2 separate regions of the Homo sapiens genome follow, and region 1 is linked to region 2. A link is a contact called in ENCODE Hi-C or POLR2A ChIA-PET data. All regions are on one chromosome and are shown on one strand. Each heading gives the region's core, a stretch centred on a gene start or an enhancer-like site at or near the end of the contact. The rest is flanking DNA. Distances are from core to core; before and after follow the strand shown. Region 1 holds the start of TPD52L3 (TPD52 like 3). Region 2 overlaps LOC107987046 (a long non-coding RNA gene).

Region 1 (6,760 bases), core at 674-3,173, 56 kb after region 2:
GTCTTCTTCTGAAAAGTGTCTGTTCATGTCTTTTGTCTATTTTTTTTTTTTTTTTTTTTTTTTTTTTTTTTTTTTTTTGAGACGGAGTCTCGCTCTGTCGCCCAGGCTGGAGTGCAGTGGCGGGATCTCGGCTCACTGCAAGCTCCGTCTCCCGGGTTCACGCCATTCTCCTGCCTCAGCCTCCCAAGTAGCTGGGACTACAGGCGCCCGCCACTACGCCCGGCTAATTTTTTGTATTTTTAGTAGAGACGGGGTTTCACCGTTTTAGCCGGGATGGTCTCGATCTCCTGACCTCGTGATCCGCCCGCCTCAGCCTCCCAAAGTGCTGGGATTACAGGTGTGAGCCACCGCGCCCGGCCACATTATTGATATATAGAAATGATACTGAATTTATATCCTGAAACTTTACTGAAGTCATTTATCAGTTCCAGGAGCCTTTTGGTGGAGCCTTTCGGGTTTTCTGGATATGGAATCATATCATCTGAAAAAGAAATAATTTGACTTCTTATTTTCCTATTTGAATGACAGGGTATGTCTTGATGTGGGATCTGGCAACTAAGTGTCTGAAAAGCTCAGTTTTGCTATGAGAAAAAAAACCATTCTCTGTCAAAAGGAATCAAGGCTTAATAAAAGATTTCATAGTATACACTGAAGGATGAGGAAGCTTATAAAGAAAATAGGCATCAAGGTTGGTGGTTGAAATAATACAGAGAAGTAAAATCAAGTGCAAGTTCAGATTTGGTGATTTGGAGTCTCAACTTTGAAGAGACAATGTGTGTTCTATATTATGTAGCATAATTCAGGGATTTCTTTACCCTTTAGTCTCAGGTTTGAAAGAGGAGTTCTGATTCAGAGTCTGGGAGTGTTCCTGAAACCACTAGTGTTTCTACAGGCAATAGAGGAAAAGTCTACCCTCTGGAACAAATTGGTTTTTAGGGAGTCCTTGCTGCCCTTTTCAGGCCTTTAAACACATAGCCAAATCCTCCATCAGCCTTCATGTTTACAAGAACAATTCTCACTTTTTAACTTAGGGAAACACACCACTCAGGACAAGGCAATAATAAACACTACTAAATTATGTGAAAGGGTTATAGAACATAAACTCAAAGGAGGGCTGAAGTTGGTTTGAATGCACAGCTGGATGCTTCATTGTAGCCACATAGGCATGAGTAGGGCAAACTGCTGAAATTTGCTGAGGATCAAATTATGTTCCACAAGATCATGCTCGCAAGAATTACAAGAATATCCAACAAAATCACTAGAGTCTAAGACTTGCTCAAGAATATTCTCTGAGAATAGGCAGCCATAGAATGAGCTAAGTGAAGCTCGACCACAAGACCTCACTGGATTAACGTCCTGATTTTTCCATTGCATAAGTTTACTCTCGGCAGAATTACGGTTGGGGGGAGGTTGGGGTGGCAGGTTGGCAGGGGAGAGTGGATCCACACTCTGATAGATCCTATTTAACTAGTTTTACTTTACTGTGCAGACTACCTCCCACAACAGGTAACCTTGAATGTAGGCAGACATGCTTCCAGAAATGTGAGTGGAGGTAGGGCGGAATAAAGAAAATGCAACTGCAAAACTGAAAATTCATACTAGCACAATGATGTTTAAATGATTTTCAAGTGTTGGAGCTGGTGTGGTGGAAAACAGTTGCCTGACGCTTTGGTTTGAAGGCCAGGGCTTGTCATTTACCATGTCAGGAGAAATTCCTCTCTTTTCGACAATAATCTCTGCACTGCCTACCTCAGGAGGTCCTCGCAATGCCAAAATGCCGCCAGTGTGGGTTGCGCCTCAGCTGAGCACTGATTCTACAGCCTCGCGGTTTGGGCGGGAAGTCCCACCTCCGCAACCCTGACCAGCCCGGCTCCCCACCCCCACCACCCGGAAGTGAACACCACGAGCTAGCGTGTCTACTTCACAGGCCAGGTCGTCAACTCAACTGTCAAGGTGTCCATTGTACCAGCTGGGCCATGGATCCCTCCCGCCTGAAATCTGACTCCACCTGCCAAGAGTCTGAGCCTGCAGGCCTAGATTTCGACTCTGCTGGCCAAGATTATTTCTCTGCAGCCCAATAATTCGACTCTTTCTACCAAGAATTGGACCTGGACTCTCTTAACGAAGATCTTCTTTCCCAGTCCATGCCACATGCCAGGACAGAGACCTCTGTGGGCACATATGAATCCCACTCGACTTCTGAACTGGAGGATCTGACAGAGCCCGAGCAAAGAGAGCTCAAAACCAAACTCACTAAATTGGAGGCTGAAATTGTAACCCTACGCCACGTACTAGCAGCCAAAGAGAGACGCTGTGGGGAACTCAAGAGGAAGTTAGGCCTCACCGCCTTGGTAGGGCTGAGACAGAATCTGTCCAAGAGCTGGCTTGATGTTCAGGTCTCCAACACCTATGTGAAACAGAAGACATCAGCTGCTCTGTCCACCATGGGCACTCTCATCTGCAGGAAGCTTGGAGGCGTGAAGAAGTCGGCCACATTCAGATCTTTTGAAGGTCTGATGGGGACAATCAAGTCCAAAGTCTCAGGGGGCAAAAGAGCTTGGCCCTGACTGTCTTTCTTCTGCGGAGGGTGGGGTTGATCTGCTCTCAGTTTTGGGGTGTGGGGAAGACCCACTCCAGATTCCGGGGAGTGGGAATGAGCCACTCCCAGTTCTGGAGAGTGAGGATGACCATCTCCACTTTCTGGAACCAGAATGAGCCCCCTTGGTAACCTTGCCTGGTACTAAACCAGTGCAAGGACCCCCTTCCCTTATTACATTTGCAACTCTGCCCAACAAAAACAAGCAAGCAAACCACAATGGTAAAGTGGTTAATTCAGGAAATTGACAGAATCCAGTTTTGAGAAAAGAACACAGATATTTGCTGCTTTTAAGATAGAGAACCCAAAGTTTTGTACCTGGTTATTTTTCACTTAAGTTTGTAGACGAAATGTGCCATTATATTAGCTTTCCTGAGACTGTATCTAATGGGCAAGTCAGTGGCTCCAGAGGGGTCTTAGGCCAAAGCCCAAACTCTCTTTTGGAAAACTAGCTTATTAGAAAGCCAAAGTAGAGTTCTGTTTAAGCTTGAAAGAGGTATGAAGTAATCTGTAGTGTTTTTTTGGTTTGTTTGTTTGTTTTCCCTTCCCCATTTCCTTCCTTCCCTCAGTCTCAAAGTCACCTTGAAAGCTTCACCTGGCCTACAACTTTTATTTTAAAAAGATGATCAAGAAAACTTCATCTTCTCTGAGACTCAGAAAAAGAGGGGAAAATAGTGGTAGTGCACTAATTGTTACATTACTAATATAGCTTTTGTAAAACTCGTTTGTTTTCAAAGGTCTGGACTAAGCAAAACAACAGTGTCAGTTTAGGAAATTATTACTACTTTGAACACAAACTGAAATTGCAACTTTGCCTTGTGCTTTGTTTATAATTTCTTTATATATCAAAATGAGTGTTTTAAAGTTTAACCCTTGAAGCAGCATGTCTTTGCCATAGCAGCACTTCACTTAAAAGGAAGAAATTGCCTCTCTGGCAGCAATTCCTAGTTAGTTACCACCTCCAGCTGAGGGGCTGGAGGAAAACAGGTATAGCCAAATTCAAGAAAGATAAACCCCTGTCTCAAGGAACATTTTAAAAAGAACGTCTGTCCCCTGTGATGCTGGCTGTTATGCCTTTGAATGGACCTAACTATACATCTTTGCTCTTAACTCCAAGTCTGCCCTTCTTTTTAGGAAACCCTAAAGGAGAAGGAAGCAGAATATAACCCTCTGGAGAGCTCAAGACAGTAGGAACCTGGACGGTGCTTGTTTGAATTTTCTGATATCTGATTTTCACACGAATATACTTTTTGTTTGTTTTCCTTTTCCATTTTCAAAATGCCAAGATCTGGGAGCCTCTTTCACTCCTCTAGACACACTGCCTGAGATAGAAGTTTGCATCTTATTGGCTGTGGGCAGAGACTAGGACCCTTATGGGTACATTTCAGTAATCTCTCACTGCCTAAAATGGTAATCCCTCCAGCCTAAGAGGATGATTCTGTTTTGTTGACTCTTGAATGCTCCCCCAACATTCCTTTGGTTTTCCTATAAGCAAAACCAAATACCACTATAAATACAAAAGCATCTGGTAAACTGTAAAGTTACTCATGTATCCCAACCCTCCACAGATTTCTGAAGACAAAGTTTTGCTTGGATTAAAACAAGATGTTTTACTATTTTGCATGTTCGATTTTTAATTTGTTGTGTTTATCAACCAAAATGGCTTTGTATGCTGGAGAACAAGAGGTGAGCCTGCAGCATACAAGAAATGAAAGTAGTCCAACAGGCAAAGGCTTTGACATATTTCAGGAAGGCTTGTGTTAGGGACAATCTCAGACTATTATCATGGGCCAAACCTGAGAGATGTTATATTTTATTTAATAATTTCTACAACAGTAGTAAGTTTCCCCAATAAATTCTCAACTCCGTAAAAGTAGTAAAGTACATATTTATTTTTGCTGATCATTGTTTTCCCATTTCTGGCTTAGGATTGATCTTCAATAAATACACGTTAAATCAAGGAAGGAATTAACATCATATACTTCAGACATCAAATATGGAATCCAAGAGACTATCAACAACATGAACTTGTTCACAAGTTCCTTCTGCTTTTAAACAAAAATATCGTGTTTATTCAAAGCCAATCTGAGACCCTACTCTGTATCAAGAACTGTCCCAGGTTCTGAAAGCATAGAATTAGACATCGTATGTGCCCTCTAGAAACACTTAGACTTTCAAATCATTATAATTCAATGAGTCCTAAAATAGAGCTGTGTGCCAGAGATAAAAGAAGTCCTGAGGAAGGGGTGTTCAACTCTGTCTTGGTAGGTCAGTAAAGACTTTAGAGAGACAGAAAGTCTTAGAGGACTAGGAGAAGTTTGCCAGACAGACAAGAATAGAACATTCCAGACAACATGCAGAGGAACTGAGTCACAAAGGAATGTATAAGAATGGCATATTCTAGGAACTAACACTGTGGCTAGAGAGGAAGGGGAAATGGTGTTACATGAGTGAGGGAGGGGAAATGGTGTTACGTGAGTAAGAAAAAATAAGCAGGGGGCAAAATCATAAGTAGTCTTACATACTACATTAGATATCAATATTTAAGCCTGTAGGAAATGGGAGGCATTGAAGCACTTAAGTAAAAAAGTAACTATCAAATTTTTGTTTTAGATTACTCTGGTCATCAGAGAAATAGATTAAGTATTTAAGAGGTAGAATCTCTCAGACTTAGGAACCAACTGCATGAGGCGGGGCTTGGGGGGATAAATTTGCAAGATAATAAGGATGTAGAATTGAAAAGGCCTGATATTATTGAAGCTGGAGTTGCACATTCATTTTGCTTTGGCTTTTTTGTATCAGTGGTCATGGGCACCAAATAAAATGCTTCCATGAACATTTGGATTCTGGCTCTAAAGTTTCCTCGAGATTTCCTTTTTCCACCAGCTTCTACCCTTCCTATGCATTGGCTTTCTTCATCTTCTTCCCTGTCTACCCACAAAACTTGATCATCTCCACTCATCTAGGCCTATTTGGATTTTGTAGCCTAGCTTAAGTCTATTTAACTTGGCCAATTCAGGATGCTATTTTCAATAGTTCGTAGAATATGTGGATACCCAAAGATTCACATCCTTAGGTTTCGCTCAGTACCTGAGAACTACTAGATGGGAATGATACTGAAACAAAATTTCCTGAGGCTCTCAGTTTTCTGGGACTTTAATTGTCCATGTGAGTGAAGGGATTAGGATAGAAAATCGAGACAAGATGACATGGCCTTGATGTTTATGTCTTCCCACCCCAAATTTGTAGGTCGAAATCCTAACCACAGGGTGATGGTATTGGGAGATGGGGCCTTTCAGGAAGTGATCAGCCCTCATAAGTGGCTTATCAACAAGCCGAAGGGAGCTTGTTTGCCCTTTTCACCATGGGAGGACACAGTGAGAAGGCACCATTCATAACCCAGGAAATAGGCCTTCACCAAACACTGAATCTGCAGATATCTTGATCCACCTCCAGAACAATAAGAGATAAATTTCTGTTAAGATACCCAGTTTATAGCAGCCCAGATGACTAAGATACAAGAATTGAAAGTTATACTTCCCACAGATAACACTTTCCATGCTGCTGGCAAGGATGATGATAGAATACCAAGCCCTATGTTCATTAGTATCATACATGCCCCAGAAAAATACTAGCATCACTCCCAAAGAAATTCGCCAGCATTTTCTAGAGGCTCCTCTGCTTTCTGATCCATCAAAATGCCAAGTTTCAGATTTGAAAGAACGTACTTTTATTACATGCTCTACTCTCAAGGCTTGTGTGGACTAAAGAGAGGTGATTAGCAACCACTGACCCAGAACTGTGCAGGTTTCCTGATAGTGCCAGGCAATGTGCTTGATGGCTCCACCTATCAAGGGGACAATGATGGCACAGGTTGATTCCGCTAAGGATTTGCATCTGGGCACAGAATTTCACTTTCTTGCCTGCGGACTGTAATGTAAGGAAAAAGGATGAGCATCACTCTACTGAAACAACTGTGGAGAGAGGATTTCATAAAGATGATAGAGTGGGAGGCACAAGAAATCTGTCTCTCTACTTAGATAACAATTGAGCTGGTGAATCAATGTGATGTAACAATTTTGGAACACTAGAATGTACTGAAGGCTTGCAACTTCCAGGGGAAGGCTTGAACAATAAATTGTAGTTAATTTCAGTACTCTGAAC
Region 2 (7,037 bases), core at 4,308-6,807:
CTGTCACCTAGGCTGGAGTGCAGTGGAGCAATCTCAGCTCACTGCAACCTCAGCCTCCCAGGCTCAAGTGATCCTCCCACCTCAGCCTCCTGGGGAGCTGGGACTACAGGCACGTGCTACCACATCCACCTAATATTTGCATTTTTTTGTAGAGCCAGGGTTTCACTATGTTGTCCAGGCTGCTCTCAAACTCCCGGGCTCAAGCGATTCGCCTACCTCAGCCTCCCAAAGTGCTGGGATTATAGGCTGAGCCACCGCATCCTGCCAAGATTGACTTTTGAGTCAGTGGACTGAAAAAGGAAGAACCACCCTCAATGTGGGTAGGCACCATTCAATCAGCCACCAGCACAACTAGAACAAAGCAGGTGGAAGAAGGGTGATAAACTTACTAACTTAGTCTTCTCACTCTCTTCCCTTGCCGGGCACTTGCTTCCTTTCCTCCTATCCTCGGACATCAGACTCTAGGTTCTTCAGCTTTGGACTCTGAGATTTGCACTAGTGGCCTCCCAGGGGCTCTTGGGCCTTCAGCCTCAGACTGAAGGCCACACTTTCAGCCTCCCTGGAATTGAGGCTTTCTATCTTGGACTAAACCGCTCTACCAGCTTCTCTTTTTCCCCAACTTGTAGATGGCCTATTTTGGGACTTCACCTTTTAATCGTGTGAGCCAATTATCCTTAATAAACTCAGATAGATAGATAGATAGATAGATAGATAGATAGATAGATAGATAGATAGAGTGTATATATACATTGTGTGTGTGTGTATATATATATAGATATATATATATCTATATATATATATCTATATAGCTATATATATATATATCTATATAGCTATATATATATATATATATCTATATCTATCTATCTCCTACTGGTTCTGTCCCTCTGGAGAACCCTGACTAATACAAAGATGAAATACTTGTCCAAGTTTAATTACAGTCCCTAGCACAGAGGATGCGCCCACAAAGAGATCACGTGAATCAGTGTCCAATGTATTAAGAGCAGGGTTGGTTTGCTGCTTATAGGCTGTGCAACTTTGGTAAGGTAAGTAACCTCTCTCAATATCTATTTCTCCTCTGTAAATAGGGAGTACCAAATATTGTAATTGTCTACCTAATATCCACAACCACCATCCCTACTGCTTTACCAATAGACCCTCATTTTTTTTTTTTTACCAGACAACAGTGCACACAACTAAAAATACACTCTTTCCCAGATTCCCATGCAGCTAGATGGGGTAACCATTTGGCATAGTTCTGGACAATAAAATATAAGCAGGATAATGGTTTAAGAAAAACTTCTTTTAAAAAGACATATTTGACTGGCATGCCCTTTTTCAGTCTTTTACCCCTTCTCTTCCTGCCTGAGCCATAGATAGGATGCTGAATGCAGAGCAGCTAACTTCTGACCACAAGGTGATGAGCATGGGGACAAAGGCCTACAGATTAGAAGTGGCAGGAGGGGCCCGGCCAGGCTCACGCCTGTAATCCTAGCACTTTGGGATGCCAAGGTGGGCAGATCACTTGAGATCAGGAGTTCAAGACCAGCCTGGCCAACATGATGAAACCCCATCTATACTAAAAATACAAAAATTACTGAGTATGGTGGCGCACTCCTGTAATCCCAGCTACTCGGGAGGCTGAGGCAGGAGAATTGCTTCAACCTGGGAGGCAGAGGCTGCATTTAGCTGAGATCACGCCACTGTACTCTAGCCTGGGTGACAAAGCAAGAGTCTATCTCAAAAAAAAAAAAAAGGCAGGAGGGAAAGATGAAGGAATCCTGGTGTAGTAGACAATATTGGTGCTCTGTCCAAATTCCCTTGGATTTCTTTATATTGGATTATTTGATACTATTTCCATATGTGCCACACACCCATACCACCACTATCTTCCATGTTCTTTCAAAATCCAGCATTTGTAGCTCTTGTAAGGATTGCCTTTGTGGTATTGATGCTGCTTTGCCCCCTCGCATGGAGAGATGAAAATGTCTATGAGTTTGCATTACTCCCACCAGCCTCACAAGGCTTTTGAAAGCCCAGCTCCCCAGTTCTTGGGTGGAATACCTCTGTCTTAAATTTCACTCAAAAATTCTCCCATGGGGCTCATGCTGAATCTGCCCTGTTCTGCACTTTAGCATGAGATCACATTCTTAGATTCCTGCTTGTCCCTGCCCTGTCTTGCCCTGCCCTGACCTGACTGCCTTATCAGTATTTCTTGGGAATACTTCCTTAGTAAATCACATTATCATAATCCTTAACTCAGGATCTCCTCCTGGGGAAACTAATGTAAGATACCAGGTCGCATGTGACATTGGAGAGCTGCCATATCAATCTTGTAGTACTAACTGCAAACTTTATGTTGAGAGAAAAATAAACCCATGTTTGCTTAAGCTAGTGTTGGGTTTTCTGTTGAATATGCCTTAAAGCAAACTTAACCCATAGAAGACATGAAGGTAACACCTGCTTCTCAGGCCACTGATAAGAATTGCCTGGCACATAGCAAGCACTCAGTGAAAGTTAGCTTAGAAAAACCAACCAACCCGACTGATAAGAAGAACACTTTTTCTTAGGTACAATTAGAACACAATCAAATGACTCCACAACTTTAAGAGAATTTATTTTCTGAGAGATAAAATACGAAGCAGAAATCAGAAAGATGAAATCTGACAGGTATTAATCTACAAAACGAATCTACGAAAGAAATAGATATTTATTTATACTTCTCAACCTACAAATAGGTTTCATAAATTCTTTCATATATGTCTTAGTTCATTCAGGCCATGATAACAAAATTAACTGGGTAGCTTATAAACAACATAAACTTATTTCTAACAGTTCTGTAGGCTGGGAAATCCAAGATCAAGGCACTGGCAGATTCATTGTCTCGCAAGGGCCTTTTCAACCTAGACAGCATCTTTTGGTCATAACCTTACATGGCCAGAATGGCTACCTAACTCTCTGGAGTCTCTTTTATAAGGCACAAATTCTACTCATGAAGGCTCCACCTTCATGACCTAATAACTTCCCAAAGGTCTCGCCTCCTAATACCATCACCTTGGGGGTTAGAATTTCAACACTTGGGGGGACACAACCATTCGGACCACAGCAATATGCATAGAATATTACATTATAAATATAAAAAATGTAATAGTAAAAATCCTTCAAAAGATCATTGCATAAAAGTGCAGATGTTCCAAGACACAGGAATTGGATAACTAAAAATTTATATAATAATTTATTAATATTAAATAGGTCAGAAAAAAATAGAGAAATCAAAAGTTGTATATTGAAAAAATCAATAAAATTGATAAACCTTTGTCTAGACTGATCAGGAAAAAAAAAGAAAGAGGACACAAATTACCATTATCCATAATAAGAGAGTTAACATCAGTAGAGATTCTAAAGATATTAAAAATAATAAGATGGAAATATTATAGGCATCACTACATCAATAAATTTGACAACCGTAATGAAAACAGACAAATTCCTTGAGAGGCACAGACTACCAAGATTCACTCAAGAAGAAACAGGAAACATTAATAGCCCTCTATCTATTAAGGAAATTAAATGTAAAGCTCAAAATCTCATAAGAAAACTTCAACCTTCATTAGTGAATTCTTCCAAACATTTAAGGAGAAATAATATGAAATATATACAAACTCTTTCAGAAAAACTGAAGAGGAGGAAGTTTTATTTAATTTTTCTATGAGGCAAAATACACTGATATCAAAAACAACAATACAAGAAAACTACAGACCAATGTTTTTCATCAACAGAGACACAAGAATTCTACAGAATTCCATAAAAATTTTAGCAGCCAGGCATGCTGGCTCACATCTATTATCCCAGCACTTTGGGAGGCTGAGGCAGGAGTATCACTTGAGAAAATGACGCTGTCAGAAACAGAAATGAGGAGGTGGGAAACAGAAATTAGTATGAAGGAAGATAATGAGTTTGTTAGGACAGGTTGAGGGTCAACTGACAATGGGATTATTAAATGGAAATACAGTTGGAAATATAATTGGTACATTCAAAAATCTTGAAGCACAGTTGGTAATCAAAACATTAGTTGTCTTCCACCATCCCTTTATTCAACTCCTCCCTCTTATACTTTTCCATTCATTCTTAAGTAATAGACAGTCCTACTGTCATATTAAGTTGCAAATACAGTCTCAACTCAATAATTAGAATGTCCAGTTCCATGAATAGACAAACCTCTGAACTCAGTTTAGCCTCCCAAAGCCTCTGCTGGTTCACTCTGCTCTATGTGGCCCCTCATGGCATGTGGGGTTGCTCTTTCCCCACCCTGTGTGTATATGTGACTAATAAACCACTGCCAATCTCATCTGACCGGTATTGGCTGTTGTGTGTTCAGCCATCTCAAGGTCCTCCCTTTCCTTAACTAACAGAGTGGATAGGAAGTGTTCAGAACAGCTGGAAGCCTGCTGCAGGTTGAGGAAGGAGTAGTTAACAGACATCAAGGACTCTCAGACCCCTGACCCTCTTCATTCCTCACTCCACATTGCCCTCCACACTCCCCTGCCCAAGATCATCAGCTCCCAGGGTTTTAGCTGCCCCTTTATTGACTGATAACTCTCCAGACCAGATATTCTTCCTGAGTTGCAAGCCAGCTGTGCTTCCAATTGCCTATGGAACAGCACCATTTAGATATGATGCATGGTCACTGATCACCTGGACTTTAGGTTACTTCTTTGCATGATCTTCTCTCTCACAGCAAGACCTTTTGGGTCTGTAATATCTGAGACTGAGATAAAAAAGAGACTTGCTTTATCCTGAATTCTGACACCTGGAGTTGCCTGCCTGCCTGTAAGCTTTCTCTTTATCAATCTTTGGACTTTCCTAGTCCCCCCTTCTTGCCTAGGCTGAGGCCCTAAGCTGCTGCTCACTATTCATTCCTGACATTGAGCCTAATATTTGCAAAGGCTGGAGTCCAAAGAGATGTCAGTATTATACAACGTCAAATTTATCTAAGACAAAAATAGTCAGGTTCTGCTTAAGGTACATGACATGATCAAAGCTTCCTTAACACACTAAACCTAAAGAGAAATGTGGCATTTTTATGGACTCAACTGCCAATCACATTTGAGTAGGACCATTCCAGAAACCACAGAACTAATCAATAAAGCAGCCACGGATTGTGGGTTACTTTTGTGTTGAGCCTCCATATTAATAGAAGCATGATAGACAAAAAAGAGCATGAACTTTGGTACTAGAGAGATCCTGGTTCTAATTTCAATTTCTTCCAGCTATGGGACTTCATTCCACTCTGAACCTCAGTCTCTTTGCCTATAAAATGGGGCTAATACATCACTTAGACAGGGATTTTGAGAAGATGGGATAAGGACATGACCGTAAGCACTTAGCACAATGCCTAGCATAAATTAGGTCAACCAGTGTTAATCCTATTTCTCCTCCTCCACATTCATTTATAATTTAAAACCCAACCAGCCTTTTTCTTTCCCCTCAAAAGAGGCCTACTTGTCAAAGAGTCACACTCAAGGAAAACAAACAAAGGAGGAACTGGCCAGATGCTCCCTTAGGTCAGAACATTGCAGCTGTATGAGTCCTCAAACAGAGTGTTTTGTAAGTTAAACACAGCCAAGAGAGCTAACTATGTTTCTACTTGTTGGTGCTGATAATATGATATTGTGCAATAGTGGCCTTTGCTTCTGTTAAAAGAATTATTTTATTCCATGACATTAAACAAACAGTTTGGAATTTTGGAATGAGCCTTAGCTGGGACACTACCAGTTTGGCCTAAACAGTATCTATTCAGTGAGCAATCTTAAGTAATTATGGTAAAGCATTTTAAGGAGAACAGGATGAACTGATTTAGTAATTCAGTTTCATGCAACTACAACTTATTTAATAGAATTTTTCCTATTTTTCCCTGGAACTATCACCAAGACCCCATTGCTAGAAACAAAAACAGTAAAGTACCCAATATTTGAAATTCAGCTATTTGGGGCAGCAGTCTCTCCCTTGACACATCCTTCCCCTTCCTTGTAAAAGAGGACTAAGAGGTGATAGAAGTCATCTTACTTTTTTTTTTTTTAGCAGGGTCTCGCTCTGTTGCCCAGGCTGGAGTGCAAAGAGGTAATCACGGCTCACTGCAGCCTCAACCTCCCACCTTATTAAGTGATCCTCCTGCCTCAACCTCCTGAGTTGCTGTCACTACAGGCATGTGCCACCACGCCTGGTTAATTTTTTTCTTGTTTCTTGTAGAAATGAGGTCTCACTATGTTGCCCAGCCTAGTCTTGAGCTTCTGGCCTCAAGTGATCCTCCTACCTTGCCCTCCCAAATTGCTGGGATTACAGGTGTGAGCCACTGCACCTGGCCAAAAAGTCATCTTTTTGAGGAACACTAAGTTTGTAAAGAGGAAAAAAATCCCCTTCCCTTTATTTATTGGAAACCAAAAGTGAACATTTCCCATAAAATAAAAAAATATGGCTAAATTTGGGGAGCCAGCCAAAGGATACTAATATTTGATTACTTGGCTGGTGCCTGCTCTACTACAGGTCCTGCCCAAATACTACTGAGCCAGGGAAGGCATGTTTAGGAAAGAATCTGGAATGGTCCAATAACAGTTTGAGAAACTTTATAAGACTGTTCTTTCAGTATTTGACAGAATAATTATACCAAAAAAAATCATTAATTATAGAGAAGACTGACAACACTATCAACTAAATTGACCTAGTGGACATTTACAGAACACTCTACCTAACAACAGCAGAATATACATTATTTTCAAAGCACCTAGAACATTCACCAAGAAACACAAAACAACTGAAATCACATTAAGTATGTTCTCAGGCTGGGCGCAGTGGCTCACACCTGCAATCCCAGCACTTTGGGAGGCTGAAGCGGGTGGATCGCTCGAGGCCAGGAGTTCAAGACCAACCTGGCCAACATGGCTAAACTCCAACTCTACTAAAATACAGAAAAAATAGCTGGGCATGGTAGTCCCCACGACTGTAGTCCTAGCTACTCCGGAGGCTGAGGCATGAGAATCTCT

What was found. A loop is a pair of places that touch in the nucleus more often than their neighbours do. ChIA-PET counts read pairs that join two places held with the same protein, here RNA polymerase II (POLR2A).
Region 1: a loop to region 2 is called in a map of endothelial cell of hepatic sinusoid, with 8 times the contacts of the local background. The contact joins the promoter of TPD52L3 here to the enhancer-like site in region 2. A Hi-C loop is called at or near these places in 2 of 168 maps with a recorded cell type or tissue (astrocyte of the cerebellum and endothelial cell of hepatic sinusoid). POLR2A ChIA-PET finds 5 or more read pairs at or near these places in 1 of 52 experiments (common myeloid progenitor, CD34-positive).

Annotation. Positions count from the first base shown.
Region 1 is chr9:6,326,452-6,333,211 of GRCh38, forward strand. TPD52L3 (TPD52 like 3) reads left to right here and starts at 1,924. Exons shown (of 2, transcript NM_001001874.3): 1 at 1,924-2,511; 2 at 4,525-5,440. The coding sequence starts at 2,145. The coding sequence ends at 4,568. LOC107987046 (a long non-coding RNA gene) reads right to left here and starts at 1,817. Exons shown (of 3, transcript XR_001746614.2): 1 at 1,750-1,817.
Region 2 is chr9:6,266,759-6,273,795 of GRCh38, forward strand. The region is part of intron 2 of LOC107987046 (a long non-coding RNA gene); the gene reads right to left. Among named protein-coding and RNA genes, the nearest start is that of IL33, 54 kb to the left of the region's middle. Within about 2 kb of position 5,558, at least 5 of the 41 ENCODE cell types and tissues checked have a DNase peak (open chromatin) inside an H3K27ac peak, as active enhancers do.